2 separate regions of the Mus musculus genome follow, and region 2 is linked to region 1. Evidence: chromatin loops called from intact Hi-C (ENCODE). Cell type or tissue: gastrocnemius. All regions are shown on one strand. Links, peaks and the distances in the headings refer to the core of each region. The heading gives the core; the rest is flanking DNA.

Region 1 (7,946 bases), core at 1,880-5,879:
GCCCATTGGACTTGCAAACTTTATACGCCCCAGTACAGGGGAACGCCAGGGCCAAAAAGGGGGAGTGGGTGGGCAGGGGAGTGGGGGTGGGTGGGTATGGGGGACTTTTGGTATAGCATTGGAAATGTAAATGAGCTAAATACCTAATAAAAAATGGAAAAAAAAAAGAAAGAAAGGCTTGCCTACAAAACTGTACTTTGATGGGGACTTAGTAAACTAATTATGCACAGATACTTGTTATATACTAGTGGTTTCTCCTACTCAGGAAGATTAGGTGTCCCTTATCCATTCAGGTTCTTTGGTGCTCAAATACTTCAATGCTAGCAAGTATTTTCTGGAGGTTAGGTATGGAAAGATGATGCCCTAGGAAAAACCGAACTACCTACAGCTTCTCTTTGGAAGGCAAAATACTGCAGAGACTTCTTTACAGTGACACACAACAGGTGCTTTGGGATTGATGAATATAAATGTATAAATATTATCAGAGAACCATCATGTCCCATGCACATGCATATGCTTCCCAGAACATGCCTGAGTTTCATGTCCTAGGTCTTGTTGGGTTTCATGTTCTAAAACATATCACACAGAACCCCATGTTCATACCAATTGAAAGTCTGTTATTCATTGTCACACTTGAGCTACAAGTATTTGAATACCTGCCTCTAATACTTCTAACTGTTCATCTTTGATTCACAGGTACCGGCACAGCAAAGAACAGAGAATCCATGTCTAGATATGTAATGTAGACCAGCTAACCCAGAGATTAAGGATATACACAGAATTTGTGCTAGTTAGTATGTGTCCATACCCACTATGGATTGCATAAGAACCCTTGTAAGATCAGCGGACCTCCCAGGGGCCATCATTACTGTCACAAACCTATCCTCTTTCTAAAAAGGAGTAGGAAAAAACCTAATATTTCATGAGCAGAAATACTTTACCAAATCATCTCATTCTCTCTTGAAGGCAAGTTTGTGAATTAAGTGAAATTTCCCTTTAGTACCAGAAAAATGAGACTTGGAGTCTAGGAACATTGCCAAGGTAAGACATGAGTATAAAACTACACAAATCCTAAACCTCCTACTCATTCCATCAGAACAGATGCATTGTATTGTATGTCCACAGCTTTGAAAATGCCATTCAGACCAATCAAAATGGTCATTTTTCTCCAGCATTGGATACATCTACCTTTAAATCCACTGGTAAGTGTATCCATCCACATTAATAAGCTTATACTTAATTTGGTGTCCCTATACTATACATCATTTTTTAACTGGTATTGTTGTGGATTTGGTTTAACGTTGCTTATATTATATAAATTTGGTCCCCAAAATTGCACGAGAATCTGCACACCTGCACATAAGACACTGAGGTACCCTGCTCCAGTTAGTTTTGATTGGCAAATAAAGTTGCCGGTGGCCAATGGCTGGGCAAAGACAGGGGCAGGACTTTTGGATTTCTGGGCAAGGGACTGAGGAAGGAGCAGGAAGAGAGTTGGCCACCATGCCGGGGAAGGAGAGGAGACATTATGCCTGAGGTACAGAACAGAGATAGCCGATATGTAAGAGCCAGCGAAGAGCAGTCCCAGCCCCCCTCCACTGGATCTAGGGCAACAAAGATGGAATATAGATTTTAGTAAGTAATAACTCAGGAATATCAGAGGGGAGTACATTAGCCATGTGGAGGTTAGAAAGTAGCCTGGCCATTGAGCTGCTAAAAGCATATTAGAATATAAAGGCTGTGTGTGTGTGTGTGTGTGTTTCATTTGAGAACCAAGAACACTGGGGTGGGTAGTGAGGAATGTGTGCAGCCACCACTGCCAGGATTGATTTGAGTAGTGATAAATGGAAACTGCTACATGGTATTTTATTATTTGCTCCCGCTGATCTCTTAGACAGGCAAGAACACCATACGGTGATATTGAAGGTCCTTATTTCTGCATTCTCCCTAACTGGAATACAGTGTGTGTACTCAATGCTCAAGGTGTGTTTGCTAAGTGAACAGGTAAGGCATAGCTTCTAGGACCTTTGGCAGTAGTGGTGGAGGGCATTGGTCCCTATGTGAATGATGGTGGTGGTATCATTTTCTCTGTTCACAGCTTGACACCAACTGAGCAGGATGGATCAGGAAGCCACTCTCTGTCTTCATCTCTACCTGGGGAGGTTTCAGCAGAGGCTACTGTGAGGCCAGGCTTTCTCACAAGGCTGTGTTTGCCAAGGATAAGGGAAGATCTAAAATGGAGGGCAATACTGTTGACTAAGAACCTGTCATTCTGAGCTCTGGTCCTATCCTTATGCTAGCTGAATATGTGATGGGTTTTCAAATTTCTCTATTTTATATTTCTCATGTTCCAAGTCCAGAGACACACGTTGGGAATATGGGAGTATTTCAGTGGTTTTCCAAATGTTCCTCAGGACGGATCTATTATTTAAAGTTTCTTCTCCTTTACCCTTGTGTTTTGAAAAGCTCTGATTTGATGTCAAAATCACTTTTATTTAGTGAGTTGTAAAAAGTTGATAAGTCAGCAGCCATCATTAGCTGTGAACAAAATGTATGGATAAAGTGATATAATTAATGTTAAAAGCCAAACAGGGAATTTCAGCTGAAAGCCAAGACCTTGGATGTTTCTGTCATCCTTGATGCTAGGTTGGAATAGTCAGGACTCCCTGTAGTCTTCCTGGTACATCAGAAAGAGCCAATGGACTCCTTTTTATCCCTTAAGTCCCCAAGACTACTTCTTCCCTGAAGAGGCACAAAGGGACCCAGAAGTTCCCGAGATCTGTGATTCTGTCTTACCTTCCCCTCCTGCTGGAACTGAGGTGCTGCTAGTTAGAAACTGACACTCACAAAGGAGAACCAACCCCTCACACCTTCAAAGGTGCGAGGGAAAAATCAGGATGACAGAAACAGAATAGACAGGAACAATGACAGCGCATTTTTCAAACAGAAAGGCATCCATACAAAATAAAAAACCTTCCAGACTACAGAAGACTAGACAGAGGTGGATATGAGAAACCAACAGACAACCAATCGGTTGGTGCAGGAGGAAGTGCATGCTACAGGCTCCCTTCTGGGGCACAAAGTTAACACCGGCTCGATACTTACAAGTAATAGGAGTACGAATAAGCATTTCTTCTATAGATTGATGGGCAGTCAGATGAAGGAAATGTCCAAAAGGGGGAAAAAGAAAAGACAAACAAAGAAGAATTAGATTTATATGAAATCGTGATTCTTAGATATGCACATCATATTAGTAACCCTGACCTCAAGGAGATGCATGTTCTTAAACGTCAGCTGCTATTAGTGATGGAAGAAGCGAGCAAACCTTCACCTCTGACAGAGAGACTCATCATCTCACGCAGAGGAAGCCACGTTTGGTGCTGGCTGTTTGTACTGTTTTAAAGTTCTTCCTTACAGACAGATCAAACAAACTTCATTATAATTATGGATTTTTTGAATGTCTTAGATAAGCTTTGCATGGAAGCCTAGAAATAGGTTACCAATCTTCCACATTGCAGTATTCCTGGGATCCAAGCAACGACACAGACGCAGTAGCGCCTTTCATCAGGAAAGATTGCCTCCAAATCTATTCTAGAGGAGGTCACAGAAAAAGCAGGGAAATATCTGGGCAGCATCCTGGATAGCTCTCCTGCCATTTACATTTCCCAGGCTCATGTGTAGTATCTACCCCAAATAATGAGTCATGGATGACCTAGGTGACAAACAGAATGTAGTAAGATAGTAGTCTGGGATTTCCAAGCTAGGTGTTCTGTTTATTTGTTTTTTGCTATTATTTTTAAAGATGTTTTGTAGTTTCTTTTTTCTGGACCCCTCTATTGGATGCCAGAATTTCCATGTAAGAAATTCAACTTTGCCAATGCTGCCATGCTGAAGAGAACACATGGAGAAGCTCTGGGATTACACAAAGAGAAAGGAATGACCAGGTACTTTCCAGTCTTTCCAGCCCAAGCTAGAATTCAAACAAGTTATCTCAGCTGAGACCATGAGTGTCACAGAACAGAAATATGTCATTTTCTTTATGTCCCATCCAGAGTGAATCCCCGGGCAAAATAAAAAATAATTTTTTACATCATTAGACTTTCAAGGTTGTTACATAGTAGGACCATGGCAAAGTTTAACATCATGAAGAAGCAATGTACTGAGAAAGAAGCATTCTAGCCCCGAGTGTCAACAGCTCCTAACTTGAATAAAGTTTGTGACTCTATGTTCTATCTACTGCCAATGATTTTTCCAACTGTATTCCAAGATTCCAGGAATTCTTCAGAGAGGCCATAGGGAAGATATCCTAAAAGTGGGTCTGTTGGCCCCCTACTAGTCACCAAAGCCAGAGAATTGATATTAGTATCTATTTTATTTATGTAGCATTTCACATGGCTAAGAATTCAGGCTCCTGAATGGAAGCTTGAAAAATGGCTGCCTTCAGGCTTTCCCTAATGTCCTCACTAGTTCTTGGCTTCTAAAGAATCACAAACTTTTATGTATGTCCACTAAATTCCCTTTGTTGTAATTTATCTTACGCTGTAAGAAAAATAAATAGGGATGTGTTTTATTTCATATCAGCTTTATCTACATTGTGATGCATTTGAGGACTATGAAAAAACTGCTAGGAAATTCAGGTTCCCAAATATCCTCCCGAGTAAGCAAGAAGAGTGCCCTCCCCTCTTGAATTATTTCCTAATTGCAATTATTATCCCATTTGCTTGTCAAGGGAAGATTCAGTCTTTATAGCCACAGAGATGTGTTAGCCACACACATTCAGAGCTCAGGATTTCTACCTTTCAAGTCAGAAGTAGCAAAAGCCCCCAAGGCAGGGCTAGCAAAGCCCCAACCAATAACCCTAAAAGTCCAGAAGAAAAGTGAATGGTAAGAAAACATAAAGAATCAAGCTTTCTCAGTATGCTGAGGTAGGGAAAATGAATCAAAGCAGATCAAGATCCAGTGATGCTCCCTGCTTCCTCCAACCCCAGTCCAAGTTTTTCAGAATCCTCAACCAAATGAATAATGGCCCTCGAGAATGAAATGGAAAGACCAAGGTCTGTGATGGATGGAAACTGGATGAGTCATCAAATCCCCATTCACTAGCTATGGTTGGCACTGGTCATTCTTCTGCTTCACCAATAGCTGATGCAGTGCCAGGAAATGCTATTCTTTAGAAGCAGGCAGCTCGGGATCCGGTTATCTCTTGCTATGACTTGAATGTCTCCTTGGAAGCTGGTAGTGTAACTTGAGCCCTGCCCCCCCAACTCATGTGCTGATGCAATCAGAGACCTGCTGAAGTTGATGGAGACAGAGGTGGAGACAGAGATGGAAACATCAGGGTCAGGGGCATATCAGAACTAGTGGCTTTGAAAGAAGAGGAATACATAGCTAGTCTGTTTACAGGATGGTACGTTCCAACCATGTGCTGCTGCAGCAAGATGGCCCTTTGCAGAAGAAGAACAGATGCTGACAGCCTGCTGTTGGATCTACCCAGAAGCATGAGGAATAGGTTTGTTTTCTTTATAACTTACCCCATCTCAGGCCTTTTGCTACAATAATAAAATAGATTAATTCTTCTACATATATCAAGCAACTTGAGAAGCGAGAGGCTAATGTTGCAATTTCAGCTTACTGTGACATTTTAGACAAGCAGACTCCTCCTCTCAACCTGTTTCCTGATCCTTGTACTAAGTCGTTGCCACAGATGACAGACACGTCAAATAGCTTTTGGGTCATGGAAATACAAGAAGCTGCAACATGTTGGTACTACCATTTACAGCGGAGTAGCCTGGAGCAAGTAATTATGTAGGCCCTTGTTCCAATTTCTTCAACTCAAACATTGGAAGCAGTGACTGCTTACTCCTAAGAGTAATCATGGGTATGTGGTCATTCACATCAGATTTCTCTATTTGGATTATATTCAAATAATATAAAACAGAGTATATAGTCTTTTTCAGAAATTATGCTAAATTAATATTAGTTAATACTAATCTATATTTGGAATAGGCTAAGCATAGATGAAAAATCTACAGATATAAAATTTGTTGCCTCTTTCTTTCATCACCAAGATAATGAAGGCAGTAAAAATAGTTATCAATTATATATATATATATACACATATATATAATACAATATATATAACTATATTACTTAAAATATAAAATTTACTAGGTACCAGCACTATTCTATGACCTTACCACAGATTAACTTGTATATTCCTTACAAATGTCTGAAGAGAAGGATCCTATCACCTTCACATTACAGAAGAAGAAACAAAGGCAAATGTGGTGAAGATGATGCAACCAGTATGCAAATTTGATGACATCATCTCTCCAAAGGTCATGTTCTTAACCACCATGTAGCTTACACTGCTTGAGGGCATAAGAAAATGGGGCACCAAGAGTAGACCAACGCTGACAATGTCCCATGCCTCATCTATTTGAATCTTCCTTACAAAAGCAGACAAAGTTACTATTAATTTTAATTGAGGAGCCCAAGGATTTAAGAAGGCACCCCTCACAGACTCTCCATCTGGGAGATACTGGAAACCTCCTGTATTGGGCTGGGTTTCTTCCAAATCTGCAGCTACTCCCTCTTAGGGAGCAGACTGTGTTCAATATTCTGGTCCTCTCTATTTTCTGCTCTCAACATTCAAGGTTAACTTCTTTGGGACCACCTCATCCTAACAACACGTTTCTTCCCATTCAAACATAGATGGCCTGTTCCAGAAACTTCTCCTGAGTTATCGTGGAGGTCACCAAAACTAGTGCTGTCTTTGAACCGTTGTCAAAGAAACTTCTAGAATGGTAGTGGTCTGTGGTCTTCTAATAACGGGCAATCATTTCTCAATCAAGTTGCAAAGTTACAGGCATTTACTCTGTGACCATAACACAGTTTACATGTGTGCATTCTCTAAACCTTGAAGAAGATTTACTGAAGGTCTGAATTTACAAGGATACACTGATACTGCAGATAACAGATTGCCTGAAACCAAAACTCTTGAACACAAAGACAGCTGTGCTTAGGAAAGAAAAGGAAAAACACAATATCCCCAAATTTAATAAATCAAATACTGCAGAATCACCTTTTTAGCTAGCTGACAAAACTGGCTTCGGGTTTCTCTTTGTTTTATATCATTTTAACAGTGCTGACTTGTCTATATAACCACACATATGGCCATCTACTCATCTATCTGGCCCATAAACTTATCTGTCTGTCTGTCCATCCATCCATCCATCCATCCATCCATCCATCCACTTAACAATTCATCCCTCTATCTATCCATTCAGGGCATAGACCCACCCATTCATCTATTTAATCCACTCACTTCACCCGTCATCCATCCAACAGCACATTCATTATCTATTCAAACATCATTTCATTATTAATTAAAAAAATTTCCTGGGAGTCTACTAATATACCCGTCTCTGCCAAGTACTTTAAATAGACAAATGATATTCTAATCCAGCCCACCTGGTCTAATATGAAAGCCAGGCAAGAAAAATTATAGAGGAGGCAATAATAATAGATAGCACTTTAATACAATGCAATCACTTATGTATCAGATATTAGTGTAAGACCATCACAGAAGAGGTGGCAGAGGGATTGTAAGACCCAAAGGAGGTAGATGACTTGATAGAAACAGAGGACACAGCAGGGCAGTTGCATGCATAAATGCTCAGCAGATGATATAGCATGTACAAGACCCATGACAGCTCAAGCCAGATATAATCTCAGCATAGAGGGAGGAGTGGGCACAAAGTCCAAGCCCTCTATGAGGAGATGTTGTAAGTTGATGGATGCTGGGAGGAAAATCAGTTTTGTTTTCTTTAAGGGTATATAGTCCCTGATGGGCTAACCTGTTCCAGTAGAAGACCACGTATGCAAGGGTATCTGAGGAGCATCAACCTTACTTGATGTGTTTGTTTTTTAAAGGGGATATAAAG
Region 2 (7,946 bases), core at 2,132-6,131, 68 kb before region 1:
AGCATGGAAACCTAATATAGTAGATGTTAGTATTTTGTCTAAGCTCCACCCCACAGATACCTGGCAACAGCCAGGTGTGCCTGACTCACTATAAAAGGGGCTGTTTGCCCCCTCCTCTCTCTCTTGCCTTCCTGCTCCTGTTCTGTCCTCTTGCCCCTTCCCCTTCTCTCCCCATTCCCCTTCCTGCCTCTCTTTCCATGTGCTCATGGCCTGCCTCTACTCGTCTTTTCTCCCCTCCCCTCCCCTCCCCTCCCCTCCCCTCCCCTCCCCTCCCCTCCCCTCCCCTCCCCTTCCCTTCCCCTCTTGCCCCACCTCTCCTCTGCCTTTATCTGTCTCTACTATCCTCTCAACCCCCCCTTCCCATGCCTTGGTAGAATAAACTCTATTCTATATTTTACCATTTTGTGACTGGTCCCTCGGGGCTAAGGGATGCCTCAGCATGGGTCCATGTAGCCACCCCCTATCCCACACCTTACCACATATCCACCAAAACGTATTCCTTTTCTCCTTTATCTTTTTATAAACACAACAGTAGACACCTCCTAAAATATATACACGTATGAAGTCAAACTAAATGAAGTTGCCAATATTGGAGGTGGCAGGGTCTCAACTGCCTATCTATTGTCACCAAATGAAGCTTCCAGTACTGGGATTGGGTTACATTTAGCTAAGTTGTTGTCCCAAAGGGTTCCACAGGAATCAATAAACAACTAGGTTGTCCAGACTATAGGCTGCTCTCCACAAATTGACAGCAAGGCCCCATTGTTGAAGATAACACCTACAAACCTCGTTGACCATGATAGAGCTAGTGCCTACAGACAGCCTTCATCTTTATGTTCCTGTGTATTGGGTACAGGCAGGTAGTCTGCCTACTCTAAAAAAAGAACATAAACACCAAGCCAGCCACAAGCCCTTTATTCAGAATGGTGTACTATCTGCAAGATAGGCTGGGACAATGGTGGCCCAAAGCTTGTGAGAGTAACCACCAAATAGCTGATTGGATTTAAGCCTTACTCTGTGAGTTAGAACGCATACCCAACACTGCACTGGTGACCAAGAACCCTAGACGAGTCATCCCAGGAACTTAAGGTAAATCCAAATAATATTGGTCTTAAAAAATATAGTGATAAAATGATATTCTGCTGTGCTTGTAGATGAGAACCTTACTCAGACATCCTCAGAGAAGCTTCCTCCTAGAGCAGATGGGGACAAATCTAGAAACACACAGCCAAACATTACACAGAGAATGAGAGACTATAGGACACTCAGCCCTAAATAAGATATCTCCATCAAATCTCTCCACTCAGAGCTCAGGAAAGGCTGTGGAAGAGGAGGCAGGAAGAGTGTAAGAGCCAGAGAGGATGGAGGACACCAAGAAAATAAGGATGTCTAAATCAACATGAGCAAAGCTCATACAAACCCAGAGTCTGAGGCAGCAACATTCACAGGAGCCGCACAGGTTGGCACCAGGTCCTCTGTGCTTATATCATGGTTTCCAGTTTACTGTTTGTATTAGTCAGGGTTTTACTGCTATGAACAGACACCATGACCAAGGCAAGTTAATTGGGGCTGGCTTACATATTCAGAGGCTCAGTCCATTATCATCAAGGTGGGAGCATGGCAGTATCTAGGCAGGCATGGCGCAGGAGGAGCTGAGAGTTCTATGCCTTCATCCAAAGGCTGTTAGTGGAAGACTGACTTCCAAGCAACTAGGGTGAGGATCTTATACCCACACCCACAGTGACACACCCATTCCAACCAGGTCACACCTATTCCAACAAGGCCACACCTTCAAATGGTGCCAGTCCCTGGTCCAAAGATATACAAACCATCACACTGTTTGTATGGGATTTCTGAGTATGGAAATAAGTGGGTCTTTGATTCCTATGCCCTTTCTTTGGCTCGTTTCTTTCCCTTGTTCCTGTCCAATGTTGAGGTGATGGTTTTTGTTTTACCCTATTATATTTTATTATATATTCTTTCAAACAACAAATGCAACTCTAGCCACTAGGGTAAAGGTTAATTACCAAACTGTAATTTATTTATTTATGCCTTCTAGGAGAGGAAAGATTGGTTTTCTCCATTGAGTAACACTAGGTATATCAATTACTCCAGGAAGGCAGGCCTCACACTTAGAAGAAGCAGTTGACCAACATTTAGTGGGTCTACAGTTTGTATGCATATATGTGTGCATGTACACACGAGTTCTTTTATTTCATCATTATACTTGTGTGTGTGTGTGTGTGTGTGTGTGTGTGTGTGTGTGTGTGAGTGAAAACAGACATGTAGACAATGGGTAATTGTGTTACAAAAGAAAAGAGCAGAGTAAGTGGACAGGAGTCATGAGAAAGAGCTCCATGTAGACACAGCTCCTGGCAGAAAAGCAAGCAAGCAAACAAACAAACAAACACCCAAACCAACCTCCCAAAACCCAACAGCCCCAAACCAAAAAAAGACCTCCAAGTACAGTTTTTCCCCATAAAATTAAAAATCAGAACCTAAATCCAATCCAGGTCTTAAAATGTCATGATGTAGAATGGCTCAGACAAACATTTAGGCTGAAAAAGCAAGCAAGCAAGCAAGCAAACCAACTAAAACCCCCAACAATTTCTAAAATAAAAGAAACAGCATTATTGCATCTTCTCTGGCCCAGTCTTAAAGGCCAGAAGTAATTTACATAAAGTTCTTGAAGGGAAAAAGGCATGGATCCAAGATTACATACTGAAATAAGTTCTTTTTCCACGTGTAGGGTTATAGAAATGCCTTCTCTGGCACACCGAGCTTCCAGAGTTGTACTGGTTGTTTCTTTTCCAGAGCGTTAGACAGGTGAGAAACAAGCAAAAGATAGAATTCCAGAAAAAAAAAGACCTTAAAATTGAAACAAAACAAAACGACATAACACACACACACACACACACACACACACACACACACACACACACAAAGAACCAAAGAATTCATCTAATAAAAGAAACAAAGCCGGGTGTGGCGGCACACGCCTTTAATCCCAGCACTCGGGAGGCAGAGGCAGGTGGATTTCTGAGTTCGAGGCCAGCCTGGTCTACCGAGTGAGTTCTAGGACAGCAGCCAGGGCTACACGGAGAAACCCTGTCTCTAAAATCAAAAAACAACAACAAAAACAACAACAAAAAAGAACCAATACGAATACATTAAACAGCGAAAACTCAGTTAAATAGAGATATGAGCTTAAATAGAGGTATGGTGACTGTTAAATAGAATGAAGATCAAAACCTTGAGAAAAAGCCATACAAAAAAAATACTACAAAATTTCATGACTAAAATTTCTAATTTTATCAGTAAAACCCAATGTATAATAAGAAATAAAAACTATGTAAACTTCTTTTATCTTTCATGTATTACAATCAATGTGTAATATTTTAATATTGTTGCTGTTAGAGTATGTAATTTCTCTCAACATGTTGTATTTGTATTTGGGTAAGTCAACGAGATCAGCATGTAAAATGAAAAGCGTACAGGTTTCAAATACAAACAAACAAACAAACAAACACCAGAAGGAAGAAAACCCTGGGTTGAAGTTCTATCACGTGATACTCTGGGGGCGATATATATGTGGTCTGGTTGCTCAGACAAGCTCAATCTTGATGCACAAGCACAAACAGGGCAAGAATGGATCCCAGCTCCCATGTAAAAAGTTGGCATAGCTATTTATAGCTGTCATCCTAACACTGGGAGGAACAGAGGAGCGGGAAGATTTCTGGTGCTTGTTGGCTGTCAGCCTAGGCTAACCAGGTTCCGTGAGAGATCCTGTCTAAAGGGAACAAGGCATAGGCTGTGTTAGAGCAGGAGAGGTGAGGACCTCCTCTTGCCTCTACATGTTAGCACAAGCACACTAGAGTACATATCACATACTGGAGTGCATATGTGTGCCTGGTGTGTGCGGCATGTGTGAGTACACACACACACACACACACACACACACACACACACACACACCAAAACACTTGTTACTTGTGTGACAGAGCTACTGTAAACCTAGAATTTATTTATAAACCCCAAGACCACTAGAAATCTCGCTGATCTTACAGGCAAATGAGCAACCAGTCTGTAGAGGCACTTTTATAATCTAAGGCACATTAGTTGGTTATCTTGGAACAACACCACCTCCACTAAAGATGAACTCAGAGTTGAAAAATAAAATATAGATGACAAGTTTATCCCCGTGAGGGGAGAAGCTGTAGACATGATGCTAAGAAACATGCCTCCCAAGAATTGAAAATAATAAAACAATTGTAGACACCATAAAATAAATACATTTGGATGGATTAAAGTGAGGGTTGTGGGGGGAGGAAGAAATATGAATGTGTAACGATACAAGACACAGAGCAGAGACAGAGAGGCAGACTTGAAAAATACAAAACCAACTTCTAGAGATGAAAAATAGAGTCCTTGAGAGCAGAAAGTATATAAAACATCCCCGAAATGAAGGTGATGGGATAGGGAGACATTAAGGATACAGGAAAGAGGCTGAAACAAAAGCAAACCTGTCTTCTAGCTTTGGGAATAGTAAACTAATAACAAACCTTTTACAAAAAAAAATGATTGTGGAGAAAATGACAGATAAACTGGTTAGCTAATGCTAGAGTGGTAGAGCATGCGTAGTTGGTGAAGGAGGAATGCCAAGGGAAAGCCATACTGGACACAGTACTGCTGTGGACAAGGTCAGGGCCAGACAGTATGGGCAATGTATAGTGATGATATCAGATATGAGGCTTCTCTATGTCCTTCCCCTACCTTCTCCCAAAGCCGAAACCTGCAGAACTATAGTAGAACATTTAGTCAGGAAATGGATAGACAGTAATCTAGACACAGAGACGGTTTTGTTCCAAGAGTCTATCCTGCAACTTAACACTGGCCATGGTGCCTCTTTCCTGTGTCTACGCTGAGGGCTAGTGACTATAGCAACGATGAAAACAAGCAAGTGTTTTTGAGAAATACTCCATGTTGTCAGGGTCTCAAAGATGGGTTCCCATCTCTTCCAGTGGCCCTCAAATGTAGGCTCTCATGGGACCACAATAGTCAGCTGACATTGTGGTCATTATTTGACAGCAGTGACCCAGTGACCCGCATGCTTCTGATTAAAGACCACTGGTTTTGACTGGTGTGGGCGATTGACAGTTGGGGTTGTTAAGTTTTGTTTTGAGTAGATATCCAAGTAAGAAGTTTCACCCATCTGGTCTGCAAGAAATAAGCAAAATATGAGTGTAGAGACTTAGCGTTGTAATAGCTAACACAGTACTGGGAAAGCAGACCTGCTTCAGAGGTTCTTTTGTGGAGCAGAGTGAACTGGGGCATTGGGAAGGGCTTTATGCATGTGTGTGTGTGTGTGTGTGTGCGCGCGCGCACACTCAAGCTCGTGCATGCGTGAGTATGCCCTGCTTCCTTCTACTTCTGCTCTAACCATATCTAACTGCCTTTATAAAATGTTTTAAAAGATAGACTTCCCGAGAGGATTTCATTTGGTGAATGAGTTTCACTATTACGTTTTTTTTTTTTTTTAACTTTGATTTCTCTTTTTGTCACAATTTCATGAAAGTCAGCGGGAAATAGCAGAAGAGCTAATACCAGTGTTCTGCCGCATGGGTTTTATACACTTAATATAATTGAAGCCAAAATGAAGGGTGTTCGGTGAGCCAGAAGCCATGTGAAGGGTGTTCTGTGGTCTTAACCACTTACTGTTCTAACTGGGAAGTAAGGAATCAAGCTGGAGGTTGCCTATGGGAGTCTGCAAACATATTGTTGGACCACAAAGAGGAAGGGCTATAATTGTGGGCTTTTAAGATGTTTTAGCTCAGTGGGAACAAGAGTCCTTTTAGTAAGATATGTCTGCTGTTCCATTCTTGTATGTGCTCTATTCAGTTTTACTTTCAGAGTCATTTATGTTAGAAAATAATGGACCTGAAAAAAATGCTGAACTTTCACCTCAAAAAAAAAATACCCCAAAGCAGACAATGAAATACCATTCAAAAATGCTGTACAAACCAATAACAAGATGTGGTAAAAATGTTGGCTGATAGGGACTGGCCTTTCAGAGAGTGTATGGTTTACCAGGGGAGACTGGAATGTGCAAAGGAAGAAGTGTAGCATTGTTGAACACCAGAAGAATGACTATCGCTGCGAATTTTATGGAACATCAGTATGTGTCTGTGACATGCTAGTGCAAATAAAATCTGCAAGGAAATCTGAAAAATATATCTTGGTCAGTAATTTACTACAGGCAGAAGTAATGAAGACATGTAATTTGTGCAGTTTTGATATTTCTGTAAGCACAAAAGGACAACTTGGGGGTGGTATTTAGGAAACATTTATGTATAAAGTAAGAATGAGATTATATGAGGAAGAGAATGAGTCATAGATAAAAGGATTGATTGAGGCTTCACAAGGGACTGCAGATGGGACCTGATGTCATTGCTGTTTTTGACAGAATAACAACCAGCATTAAAATAAATAGTCAAAGGAAAATTCATGTTGCCTTATATACTTTGGTCCAAGCCATTGCTCCCACGACAGCCTTAGTTGCTTATTCTCCAAGAGAGATCCTGTGTTTGCTAGGACTGTGTGGTGCTTTAATTGAGAACCACCCTCACCCCATGGGCTCACATATTTGAATGTTTGATCTCCAAATAGTGGAACTATTTGGGAAGGATTAAGAGGTGTGGCCTTGTTGGAGGAAGTGTGGGTCTCTCTGCCTCATGCTTGTAGATCAAGATATAAGCTCTCAGATGCTTCTCCAGTGCCATGTCTGCTTACATGCTCCATGCTCTCTGCCATGATAATTATGGACTCACTCTCTAAAACTGTAGGCCCAATACATTTATTTTATTCTCTTGCTTTGGTCATGGTTTCTTAGCACAATGATGGAAAAGTAACTAAGATAGACTGTTGACAACTTGAACAATCTGCATAGGAAATTCGATATACTTGAAAATGATATAATGAGTGAAGCTGTTACTTCAATTAGAAAAAATCTTTGAAGACAGGGACATGTTTGGCCATCATATCTCTGTTAATATGACAGAGAAGGAAAAGAGGGATCCTTCTCTCCATGACCAGGGTCCTATCTGGTACCTGTCCCTCTTAGTGGCTGAAAACATCATGGCCACAATTCCAAAGATGCCCTGGGTCTGCACCAGGTTCTCTACATATATGCTGTGGCTGTTAGCGTGGTGTTCTTGTGAGACTCCAAACAGTGAGAAAGACTGTATCTCTGACTCACTTGCTTGCTCTGAAGACTCTTTTCCTCCTATTGGGTTGCCTTATCTGGCCTCAATATGAGGGTTTTCACTTGTCTTATTATATCTTGTTTTGTCTTGTCTGGCTGTTGTCTCTTGGGGGTCTGATCTTCCTCCTGAAAAGGAAATGGAGTGGGAGTGGATCTGGGGGAAGAGAGGAGGCAGGAGGGAGCTAGGAGGTGTGGAGTGAGGGAAAACTGTGGTCAGGATGTAGTATATGAGAGAAGAATCTATTTTCAGAAAAAAAAAACATTTCAAAGGGAAAAAAATAGATTCCTGAGTGATGTACAGTTGAGTACCAGAAGAAAGGGGAAATGTACGGATGTCTGAAACTCTCTTTGACAAGCATAATATAATCAAGATGGATTAATGGATAAGGAGATAGATGACAAAATAAGTCTAGTAAAATATTAGCAGAAGACTCTAGGTGATGATTATCTACTTTTTTTTTCCTTTTCTGAATAAAGATATCAAGAAAGACACCGCTGTCTGTTTCCATATGAGGGTCCTACATTATACCCTGACAATTGCATCACATTCATGAATTACAGTGCATCTTTTTGGACATATGTCATCTTCATGAATAGCAAGAGTGACTGACTGGCAGTGAAGCTGTCTCATATCTGTTTCCTTTAGCTGGCTGTAAGCTCTGTGACAATAGATGCCACAAACCTG

What was found. Peaks named below come from ENCODE experiments on the same cell type or tissue, not always from the same donor. Only the 100,000 strongest peaks of a DNase experiment are listed, where the experiment ranks them.
Region 2: it touches region 1 in a loop (4-fold over the local background); 2 of 42 quality-filtered maps call a loop at or near these places.

The regions. Positions count from the first base shown.
Region 1 is chr2:161,683,964-161,691,909 of GRCm38, forward strand. It overlaps Ptprt (protein tyrosine phosphatase, receptor type, T), which reads right to left. Exons shown (of 31, transcript NM_001291150.1): 15 at 3,106-3,135. Among named protein-coding and RNA genes, the nearest start is that of Gm35374, 300 kb to the left of the region's middle. In gastrocnemius, for the core only: no CTCF peak of the experiment used is centred there; no DNase peak of the experiment used is centred there.
Region 2 is chr2:161,616,089-161,624,034 of GRCm38, forward strand. All of the region lies in intron 16 of Ptprt (protein tyrosine phosphatase, receptor type, T), which reads right to left. Among named protein-coding and RNA genes, the nearest start is that of Gm35374, 230 kb to the left of the region's middle. In gastrocnemius, for the core only: no CTCF peak of the experiment used is centred there; a DNase peak (open chromatin) is centred at 3,756.